Linked DNA regions of Homo sapiens: all the other regions are linked to region 3. Evidence: chromatin contacts called from ENCODE Hi-C data. All regions are on one chromosome and are shown on one strand. The core of a region is the stretch at or near the end of the contact, and the rest is flanking DNA. Distances in the headings are between cores, read along the strand shown.

What was found. Hi-C counts contacts between places; a loop is a spot of excess contacts on that map. Pooled maps may share reads with other maps.
Region 1: a loop to region 3 is called in a map of CD8-positive, alpha-beta T cell, with 4 times the contacts of the local background. The contact joins the promoter of MGAT4A here to the promoter of TMEM131 in region 3. A Hi-C loop is called at or near these places in 2 of 168 maps with a recorded cell type or tissue (CD8-positive, alpha-beta T cell and naive thymus-derived CD4-positive, alpha-beta T cell) and 7 of 50 pooled maps.
Region 2: a loop to region 3 is called in a map of chondrocyte, with 5 times the contacts of the local background. The contact joins the enhancer-like site here to the promoter of TMEM131 in region 3. A Hi-C loop is called at or near these places in 1 of 168 maps with a recorded cell type or tissue (chondrocyte).

The regions. Positions count from the first base shown.
Region 1 is chr2:98,729,049-98,732,606 of GRCh38, forward strand. It overlaps MGAT4A (alpha-1,3-mannosyl-glycoprotein 4-beta-N-acetylglucosaminyltransferase A), which reads right to left and starts at 2,084. Exons shown (of 16, transcript NM_012214.3): 1 at 2,000-2,084. LOC107985922 (a long non-coding RNA gene) reads left to right here and starts at 2,233. Exons shown (of 2, transcript XR_007087150.1): 1 at 2,233-2,647. RefSeq lists silencers at 2,092-2,421, 2,442-2,631, 2,738-3,032.
Region 2 is chr2:98,863,648-98,867,130 of GRCh38, forward strand. All of the region lies in intron 1 of CRACDL (CRACD like), which reads right to left. Among named protein-coding and RNA genes, the nearest start is that of CRACDL, 71 kb to the right of the region's middle. Within about 2 kb of position 1,909, at least 3 of the 41 ENCODE cell types and tissues checked have a DNase peak (open chromatin) inside an H3K27ac peak, as active enhancers do.
Region 3 is chr2:97,994,491-97,998,255 of GRCh38, forward strand. It overlaps TMEM131 (transmembrane protein 131), which reads right to left and starts at 1,458. Exons shown (of 41, transcript NM_015348.2): 1 at 986-1,458. The coding sequence starts at 1,172. It overlaps LOC124905591 (a long non-coding RNA gene), which reads left to right and starts at 3,153. Exons shown (of 2, transcript XR_007087148.1): 1 at 3,153-3,765. RefSeq lists silencers at 748-1,307, 1,418-1,667 and enhancers at 1,204-1,717, 1,888-2,167.

The DNA of each region.
Region 1 (3,558 bases), core at 834-3,333, 740 kb after region 3:
TTTAAAAGTTTTACTAAATACAAATAAAGCTTGTAAAAACATTCCGTAGAAATGCATAGAGACAAGTAAATGAACTCTAAAACCAAAGTAAACTATTGATATACTACCCCTAATATATGAAAAAAAAAAAATACTGGATCCAGTAAGTTATGAAACTCTGAAGATACTTACAATAAATTCTACTAGCAAATAAGCCCTGAAATTTTGCAAGAAAAATATGCGTGTTTTACTCAGTAAGAATGTAGTCATACATTTTTAATTAGGGTTTCCCAGCTAATAAGTTTAACTGCACGGCACAAGTGAAGAAACTCTTCGGACAAGAGTAAAACCAAGGATCTACTCACTCTTCAATTATGAGACATAATTCACAGGCTGGCTTGTAAGACACAGGTGACCCACATTTTTATTAGTGTCCACATTTGCAAAAATTTTAATCTAGCCCCTTAATATTCTCGGAGACTATAATCTAACACGTTTGAATCTTTAACAACAACAAAAAAAGGTAGTGGCTAAAATTGCTAGTCATTTCTCCACCCTCCCAAAGGTGAATGGAACTTTCAACTCTAGACATCAGACTGTTTTGTTAGCAATCCTTTAAGGGCTTCAGTCTTCATTTTATTATTGGATACAAAACCTTTACTTATTTTAAAGTGTTCTCTGAAATACTCAATATAGTCCACGGCTGAGAACACTTTGCCGAACGTTTGGCATCTTCCTTAATCAGCATCCCACAGACAGGGTAGAGGTGACTTAAGAATGAAAGGCACAATAATCCCTGATATCTGGAATCAATAAAATCCATGACGTAAGCCTATATAACTTTACACACCACAATTGTGGCAAAATTCATTTATTTGCCATTTATAAACGGGTCAGTAGTTTTCTTTAATACAGCTTACGTAATGTCATCGCCCAGTGCGTTTTCGGGTTTACACGTGTGGGTTAAAGAAATCTATGTCAAGATAACCTGTTCATCAAACTGTTTTTTAAACATTCAGAAAAAGAAACATAAACCACAAAACGCATATTTTTATTCTAAATTTACAGTCTACGTTCCAACGAACGACTGTCATTATCTTTTATCAAATAATCTGTCCAACAGCAAAAGCACAACAGCAAAATACGTGGAAAGCATTCAAAGCATACATTGTGCCTGCTTCTATTTTCCAATGCGGAATGTAGGCAATGAAACCGCTCCAGAGAAACACACTGTTGCGAGGAATAAAGGCGGGTGTGCAAGTGGCTCGACTGCCAGCTCAGAAAAGCTCGCCTCCGAGATGTCACCTGGCACACTTGGTGGAGTCACCGAGACCCAGCCTCAGGGTCCTACTGCAGCTTCCTCATTACGGAGAGAGCTGAGGCCTGGGGAAACGGGGGCTGCTCTTTCACGCGGGCCCCGCAGCCCTTCACTTTGTGTGAAAATTCCCTGCGAAGGCTGCACGGCCGGTCCCCTCGGGAGCAGCCCCTGCCCCTGCGCCTCGGACCGTCCGGCCCCGCCCACCTGCCCCGCGGCCCCCGCGAAAGCGCCGACTCCCGCGCAGCCCCCGGGTCCCACAGGCAGCTGTCCCTCCCCCTCCGCACCCCCCGGATCAGCACTTTGCTCCACTTTCCCCCAAAGTCGCCGAGCCCCGCCACGCCGGGGAGCGCCAGGAACGCACCAGGCGCCGAGCCGGCCGCAGAGAGGGCGCGCGACCCCGAGGGGTGCGCGGTGCGGGGCAGGGACGCTGGGAGGACGGCCCGGCCCGCGCCCCGCCGCCCGCCCCCGAGGCCCAGCCGCTCCCGGAGCCGGCCCCGCGCCCAGAGGCGCCAACAGCTCCCCCGCACAGAGCTCCGGCCGGGCCGCGGCGCAGTAGGCTCCTTTACCAGCAGGTGGATCTCCCGCAGCCCGGGGCCGCCAGCCCGGCCGCCGGCGCCGCCCCCAACTCCCGCGCCCTCCGCGCAGCCGCCCCGCGCCCCCTCCCGCCCCCGCGCGCCGCCGCTGCCGCCGCGAGCCCCTCACCCGCCGCTGGCGTCGCCGTGCTCCCGCGGCTGCCGGCGGAGCTGCTGTAGCCGCCGCCGCCGCTGCCGCCGCCGCTGCGGGCCGCCCCGCCCGCCCCGCCGGCTCCGCCCCCGCCGCTGGAGCGCCCGCCCCGCCCCGCCCCGCCGGGCCGCCCCGACCCCGCCAGCCATTGGCCGGCCCCGCGGGCCCCGCGCCCCGCGCCCCGCGCCCCACCAGTGGCCCGCGCGACTGTCACTTAGGGGCGCCGCCACGCAGCCTGCGGAGCGTTCGGGAGGCTGGCCCGGCTCATCGGTGTCACGGCGAGGTCCGGAGCGGAGCCGCGGTCTCGGGTCCCAGCTCTGGGCGCCGGCCTGCTCCCCGCCGCCCCGCTGCCACATCTGGCTGAGATCCTCCCGGCGCGTGCAGGGACCGCTCCGGCGGCCAACAAAGGCCCGGGCGAGCCCTCGGCCTGCGCCTCGGCGCGCGACCCGACCACCCGGGGCTGCCCCAGCTCCCAGGCGCCTGCCTGCCTCGACCCGGCCCCTTCCCAGCGGCGCGCCCCGCTCCGGGCCGCCCAAACTGGGCGGCCTCCCCGGGGACAGGTCCCGGGCCCAGCCCCACAGGAGCTCCCGAGGCCCCGCGGACGGTCGCGACAGCCCCAACTTCCCGGTGAGAACCCCGCGAATCGGCCAGAAGGGCTGATTTCAGCAACTGGGAAGGAGAAAAACAACTAGGGTTTCAACGCACATCGTTGGGTGCTAATGCCCCTGATTTTCCACTATGCCCCGTTTTCTTGAACCCCATGTCCTTATCTGTCGCCGTTTCACAAGGTTAGAGGTTAACTTCAAAGGCAAAAAACTGACTCGTTTGTAGAAAGCCTGGGTGGTCTGTCCCTGTTTTTCATAGTATCCATAGGACTTGTGCTAACAGTAACTACCCCTGGGTACGTCCTCTTTTGAATACTTAACTGTATAGCAGGCAACCGTATAGCAGGCATGGGTGTTAGATCGTTTATTGCATATCTCATGTTTTAAATTTATTCCCCATTTTTCATAAGAGGAAACTAGCTGAGAGGTGAAAGGGCTTGCCCAAGGTCACACAGCTGGTAATGGTTCAAAAACAAGGGATGTGTTAACTTTATTGCCGCAATAATCCTTACAGCAATCCTACCGAGTAACCTGTAAGGGAATTGAGGGGCCAAAGATCAAGGAGGCAGCCTTGTTCCTGCCAAACTCCCAAAGTAATAAGTAGATTCTTTTCAGAAAACAGTAATTTCAATAATCGAAAACTCTTAAGAGGCATCAATCAGAACAGGGTCCCCTCCCCACCTCCGATAAATTCCATTATTTTTATCTCAAGATAAGAATAATTAATAATCAGCTAGAACATGCATGGAGTTATCAGCCTTCCCATGTTGAGGTTTCTCCATGACGGCTAATTTAAAACTTCAGGAAGAGACACGTAACATCCCTGCTCCCATAGTCTCTTACTAGTTTAGGGGAACCATACCAAAAGATCTGTCCACTGCCCAGCACTGTGGACACAACTTGGGGGATCACAGCCATGATATCCAATGACAG
Region 2 (3,483 bases), core at 659-3,158, 870 kb after region 3:
GCAAAAGTAATACCCAGTCAATAGAAACCATCCGTCTCTTGCAATGCTGGGCAGTGGCACCAAGTCTCCAGTCAGCTGTGCATTTTCAACTTAATGACATTTTCAATTTATGATGGGTATATCAGGACATAACCCCATCGTAAGTCAAGAAGCACCTGGAATTATTAGTCTCAAAACTAGATTCCACCTATATGAGGTACTCAGAGTAGTCAAAATCGTAGCATCAGAAAGTAAAATGGTGACTGCCAGGGGCTGAGGGAGAAGGGATTAGGAAGTTACTTTTTAATGCGTAGTGTTTCCATTTTGCAAGACCCCAAAAAGAGTTCTGGGGGTGGACAGTGATGATGACTGCACAACAATCTGAACGCACTTAATACCACTTAAAATGATTAAGATGGTAAGTTTTATGTTATGTGCATTTTACCACAACTAAAACGTGCACAAAAAAACCTGTACACCAATGTTCATAGCAGCATTATTTATATAATAATCAAAAAGTAGAAATAACCCAAATATCCATCTCTGGATAGATAGAATAAAAAACATGTTACATATATGTAATGAAATATTATCCATCAAGAAAAAGGAATAAAGTAATGATATATGCTACAATCTGGATGAATCTTGAACACATTAACCTAAGTGAAAGAAGGCAGCTACAAAAGGCCACATACTGCATGATTCCACTTACACGAAATGTCCAGACTAGGCAAATCCACAGAGACACAGAGTAGATTAGTGGTTGCAAAGAGGTGGGGAGAGGGATGCTGGGGAAACACAGGTAGAATGGGAGTGACTGCTAATGGGCACAAGGTTTCTTTCTGGGGAAATGGAAATGTTCTAAAATTAGATTGTGTTCCTTGGTGCACAACTCTTTAACAAAAACCCATTGATTGTACCCTTTTTTTTTTTTTTTTGAGACGGAGTCTCGTTCCATCACCCAGGTTTGAGTGCAGCGGCACGATCTCGGCTCACTGCAACCTCCGCCTCCTAGGTTCAAGCAATTCTCCTGCCCTAGCCTCTGGAGTAGCTGGGACTACAGGCAGCCACCACCATGCCTGGCTAATTTTTGCATTTTTAGTAGAGACGGGGTTTCACCATGCTGGCCAAGCTGGTTTTGAACTCCTGACCTCAGGTGATCCACAGGCCTTGGCCTCCCAAAGTGCTGGGATTACAGGCATGAACCACTGCGCCTGGCCTGATTATACATTTTAAACAGGTGAACTTTATGATATGTAACTAATATGTCATCAAAGCTGCGGAAAAAGGATGAAATAAAGACATTTTCAGAAAAGAAAAGTTGATACAATTTGTTTCCAGCAAACTCACACTGAAACAACTGTTACAGGAAGAGGGATGCAATCTCATGGAGAAGACTGGAGGTGCAGGCAGGAATAGGGGAAAACACAAACGTGGACAGACACAAACGTCAACAAGAGGAGGTGGTGGGCTGGACTCCAACCCAAGCCCTGTGCACACCAGCAGAATGCGTGCCTCAGCCCTGCTCTCCCTCCACCAATAGCACTCCGTTTCCTTCCAGCTTGGAGCCTTTGCAGATGTTGTTCCTTCTGCTTGAACTTGATGTTCCCTGCACATTCCACTTTGGTCTTACTCCTACTCATCCTTCAGATTTCAGCTTTCATTCCACTTCCGCAGGAAGACCAATCTGTCCCTTCAGGATGTGTCAAGACCTCCCGCGACATACTATGGGAGACCCTGTGCCTTTTGTTCACAAAACTTACCCATTTTACATGTATACATGTTTGTGTGATTCTTTGATCCATTTCCCCTTTACAGATTCACGCCTGGTTACATTCCCCATACTTTTAATCAATTTTTCCCTTTCCTGGGGAAAAAGATGAAAATAAATTATGACTTAACTATTGTTCTCTAGTGAGTCATGCCAAGATCTGCCTGTACCTTTTTTTAGAAAAATAAGTTTCACATTACTGAAGCAAATGGAATGTGAAATGCTTGCAGAGTTCCTGTGAGAAATCTCTGTTCAAAAATTGTGCCAGCTTGCTGCTTAATGATATTATTATCCTCAAAAGCAGAGGGACTTGACAGCTGTACCCACACCAAAGAGGCGTCAAGACCGGACCTCACTGCAGCCAACCCTTTCTCCCTGAAGGTGTCAAGAGGACTTTCTGCTTTTTTTTTTTTTTTTTTTGAGACGGAGTTTCGCTCTTGTTGCCCAGCCTAGAGTGCAGTGGCGCAACCTCAGCTCACTACAACCTCTGTCTCCTGGGTTCAAGTGATTCTCCTGCCTCAGCCTCCTGGGCAGCTGGGATTACAGGTGCCCACCACCGACCTCAGGTGATCCACTCACCTCTGCCTCCCACCTCCTGCTCTCTGAAGCTGTCATCCACTTGTGTGCAAAACCTTCTCTGTCCTCTTGTCAGAAAGGATAGCGAGGACAGAGAGACAGATCTGCTCTGACATATAAGAGAAAAGAAAGCAAAGAAATCTCATAATCAAAGGGCTGAAACTAGAGAATATTCAGATGCTAAATGACAGAGCTCTAAGTAAAGCAAGAAGGGCGAGTAAAGGAACTTGGCTGGTCAGATTTGAAGTATCTTATTGCCCTGTAGTTACTGTTTGTCTGATGTTTAAAAACTAAAGTAAGGCGTGGCCTAGAGAAAGCCCCTTTCTTGCTAAGTAGGTAAAACTGGAAGACTAACTCCATGAGGAGAGATAACATGTCACCAGCATAGAACAGCTGCATGGTAGTGCTCAATAAATATTGTTAAATGAATGAATGAATGAATGAGCAAATGATCCAGAGGCACTTAGCAGTAACACCTGATAGATGAAACAATCACTTCTTCTTTTTTTTTTTTTTTTTTTTTTTTTTTTTGAGACAGAGTTTCACTCTTGATGCCCAGGCTGGAGTACAATGGCATGATCTTGGCTCACTGCAACCTCCTCCTCCTGGGTTCAAGTGATTCTCCTGCCTCAGCCTCCTGAGTAGCCGGGATTACAGGCACGCACCACCACGCAGGCTAATTTTTTGTATTTTTTTTTTAATTAGAGACAGGGTTTCACCATGTTGGCCAGGCTGGTCTCGAACTCCTGACCTCAGGTGATCCCCCGCCTCAGCCTCCCAAAGTGCTGGGATTACAGGTGTGAGCCACCGTGACCAGCAGAATCACTTCTTAATGATCACCCAACACATTAATGCCTCAAGGACAGACTTCTTTCAAAATCTATGACTCAGCTAGACAATGTCACATTTCTTTAGCCTGAGTTCTTCTTGCCTAGTGTCTTCCTATAAACATCATCTACCCTATAGCCACACAGAGCTGAAGTCTGCTGGGCTTTGCAGACCCCTCGGTTTGGGAGTAAAGGAATATAGAAGCAGAGGAGGCCCCTGCTTAGAGGCCTGGTTTACTTCCCCAGGCTTCCCCTCAGCCGTGGGCAGGGCAGGGACAGTGAGGGCATCTAGAGAGAATGGCAGGCCACAACTTGCTGGGCTGCTTCTTT
Region 3 (3,765 bases), core at 208-2,707:
TTTAGTCATAAAGTAGAATGTTAACTCTAAAATTACCGTGGCAAGAAATTGTTTTCTTGTACAGGCAGTTTCATGTGCAATGCTAAACTAACAAGTTTTGCGTGGTTTGTTTTTTTTTTAAACTATTCACTTAGTCAATTCTTCATGAAGGCTCTGTGACCATTCACATGTCCCTTGGCTCAAAAAGAGGTAGTGTAGATGAAATTACACTGATTTGGTCTTCAAGATTACAAAATAATTTTTGACCCTGTCCAAGTACCCGTTTTGCAGCAGTACAATACTAATGAGATTTTTAAAATAGGGGCCAGCCCTTAACTGTAAATTATAGATAAATGCTTGCAAGCTGGCAACTTCACGTTTATTTTTAAAGGCTTTCACATCAAAGATAAAGGCACCGAATCACGTATTTTAAAATAAGAAATGTAAACAGGCTTTCAACAGCTTACTAAAGAGTTAAATGGAATTGTATTTAGGTCTAATAATAAAGTTATCAATAACGCAGAGACACTAAAGGAGGAAGCTACAGGACCAAGATTTCCCCTCGAAGAAATGTCTGAACAAATTCAAAGTGAAATTTTTTAAGCTGTGTCTCGCTATTTTTACCACATTTTAAAGTAAGCTCTGTCTGCATGCAACCAACCGCAACCAAGAAAACAGAAGTGTCCTAAAATGTACCTATTCGCCGCAATAAAGCCAAAAAATATGCCCCTCCTACCTAGCGGGCCAAGTGGCAAGAACGTACGAGAAGTCAGGAAGTTTTGAAATGGCAGTGACAGGAGACGGGGGAAGGCACGGGAAGGAATCACGGAGAGCGAAGGCCACTCCGTGCGGCGGGCGCCGCGAGGTCCCGGCTCGGGACGGTACCCGACCGCCCAACTTTGCGCCGGAGCCCCGGCCGCGGCCCTTCCTCCCGGCCCAGCCCTCCCGGCCTCCGCGAGAGCGGGGTGACAGCCCCGCCGCAGGGACGCCGCCGGGGGACACCCACCTTCCTTCTCGGCCCGCGCCGCAGCCACTACGAGGGTCATCACCAGGTGCAGCGCGCCTAGGAGGCCGGCGGCCGCGCTCCGCGGGCCCCCGCTACGGGCGGCCGCAGGTTCCAGCCCGGCCCCGGCGGACGTGGAGACGGCGGCGGTGGTGGCTCCGGTTGCTCCTCCTCCCGCCCGCTTCCCCATCCCTGCCGGCCGGGGGCCGCCGCGCTCGAGGTCCGGCGCGGCCCTTCTCGGCGAGGCGGCGGCGGCGCGGAAGCCGTGGTCCGGGCTCTGGCCGCGGCGCCGGGAGCGACAACGGTTGCGAGCCCGGGGCTCGATCTCCGAGCGTGGGCCTGGGTCCGTGCGTGCGTGTGAGCGAGAGTGTCAGTCACGGTCTTTGCCTGGGCATCGCCTACAAGCAGTCGGAGCGGAGAGGCCGCGGGTCAGGCGCGGCGGGCGGCCATACTGGAAACGGGCACGGCCCGCGAGCCCTGAGCGCTGGCCTGCGAGGGGCGGGGCGCGGCTCTGGGCACCGCCCACGCTGTGCCGACACCTGGGCTGTCCGGCGGTCAGTCTGTCCGCCCCGGAGCCCCCTGGGCCCCACCTCCTCGTCCCGCTCTCGGAGGCCTGCGGCTTCACGGCCAGACAGAACCAGGACAGAACAACCCCAGCCCGTTACCGCTACCTGGCGCAGGAGAAGGAGGGAGGCAGGCCCAGGTCCAGCTGCCAGGACTTATGATGGCGGCTTCTGCTTCGCGGAGGCGGTGTCGGCAATCACGTGGAGACGGGGCGGCCTCGCCGCGCAGCCGCCGCGTTGCGTGGGCGGGGCAGGGGCGGAGTTGCGGGGCGCTAACCTCTTCTCCGGCGCCTGGGCAATCCTCCGTGCTCTGTCCTACAGTGGTAGAGCCTTCCAGGGGTGTGAGTGCGCATACAGACCGCGAGACGAGCGCGGAAGGTCCGTTCCAGTGACTCTTCCTGGTGGCACCCCCACCTCTCGACCGCTTTGACGTCGAGAATACCCCGGGCCTGACTCAGTTCTTGATGGTGCTTCCTTGAGGATGGTGGCCCGCTGAACTCATCCTTGGGTCTTCCAAATCATGGTACCCAGGAGGAGCTTGATGGAGTCCTCTTGCCTTGGCTTGTGCCCACATTGGCGCGGAACACCTCGTGTGCAGAAAGCGTCGGTGACTCTGGATGGAGAAGGCAGGGGCAAACAGACTGCTCTTTAGAATATCCAGTAGCCGGCTTCCTCTCTCGAGGAAGAATTCTTTTTTTTCTTTTCTTTATTTTTTAATTATTTATTTATTTTTGAGACAGGGTCTGGTTCTGCCGCCCAGGCTGGAGTGCAGTGGTGCGGTCTGGGACTACAGGCACCCGCCACCACGCCACGCCAATTTTTCTTTTTCTTTTAAGAAACGCTGTCTCACTATGTTGGCCGAGCAGGTCTCGAACTCCTGGGCTCAAGCAGTCCGCCTTCCTCGGCCTTCCAGAGTGCTGGGATCACAGGCGTGAGCCACTGTGCTGGGCCCGGAAAAATTCTTAAGACGTCTGTTACCTTCACGAGCCATCTCGCGCCTCTTAGATGCCCTTTTCATCTTAGGTTGAGCTTCTTGGTGCGCATGGCTGTTGTCTCCAAGACTTAATTTAAGCTCTTGGAGGGGGTCCTTCTTTACTCATCTTAGTAACTTCCTCCCAGCTTGTAGCCCAGAGACATTTTACTTTCCTTAGCTGTATTTGTTGAGTGAGTCGATATATGTGTAAGGCCAAGTCTGCCCACAGTACGTCTCAGAACAAGCTAGATAGGAAAATAAGGTTTCAGAAAGACAAAAGGAACTCCAGAATCTACTCTATGAAGTAGTCCCCTGTGTCAAGCAAGCACTTAAATTTATTCATAAATTAATATATATTTAAATATGACCTTAGCCTAATGATTTTAAAAAGCAATTTTAGGGCAGGGCGCAGTGGCTCACGCCTGTAATCCCAGCACTTTGGTAGGCCAAGGTGGGCGGATCACCTGAGGTCAGGAGTTCGAGACCAGCCTGGCCAACATGGTGAAAACCCGTCTCTACTAAAAAATATAAAAATTAGCCGGGCGTGGTAGTGCATGCCTGTAATCCCAGCTACTCCGGAGGCAGGAAAAACGCTTGAACCCGGCAGGTGGAGGTTGCAGTGAGCCAAGATAGCGCCACTGCACTATACCCTCGACAAGAGCAAAACTCCGTCTCAAAAAATTAATCATAAGCAATTTTACTTTTTTGAATATTAGCCTTAAAATTGAGTAGTCAAATTTTATTTTGATGTAATGAAATAGGAATAATTATCTCTTAAGTTGGCGTTTAAAATGTCTGAGGCAAGAGATTTCTGGAAGGCTTTTGACTCACGGAAGAGATCAAACCCAAGGATATGTAACTGAGCGCTTTTGCTTAGCCTCCAACGTGCTAGCTCTGCAAGTCAGCAGCCCTTCCCCCATGGCCAGATTCAGGACAAACAAGCCTTTCCAACCATGAAGTGCTGAGGTTCTCTTACACAGCAATCAGCCACATCCCCTGGTTAGCCTGAGGCTCAGCAGCTCCATGGGAAATAACTTGCACCTGTCTGTAATTGGATCTTTAGACGTATACAGACATGTTTGATCAGAGTTCGATTTCCCATGCAGCTAATGAAGCTTAAGCCGCAGGGCCCCCTCTCTTGCACAAGTTCCTTCCAAGTCCCTGAACCTAATTGTGTATTTATAAGCCTGTATTCTTGTTCTTAAAGGAGCCCTCCCAATAGTTGGGTAGGCTTTTAAGGCCCACCA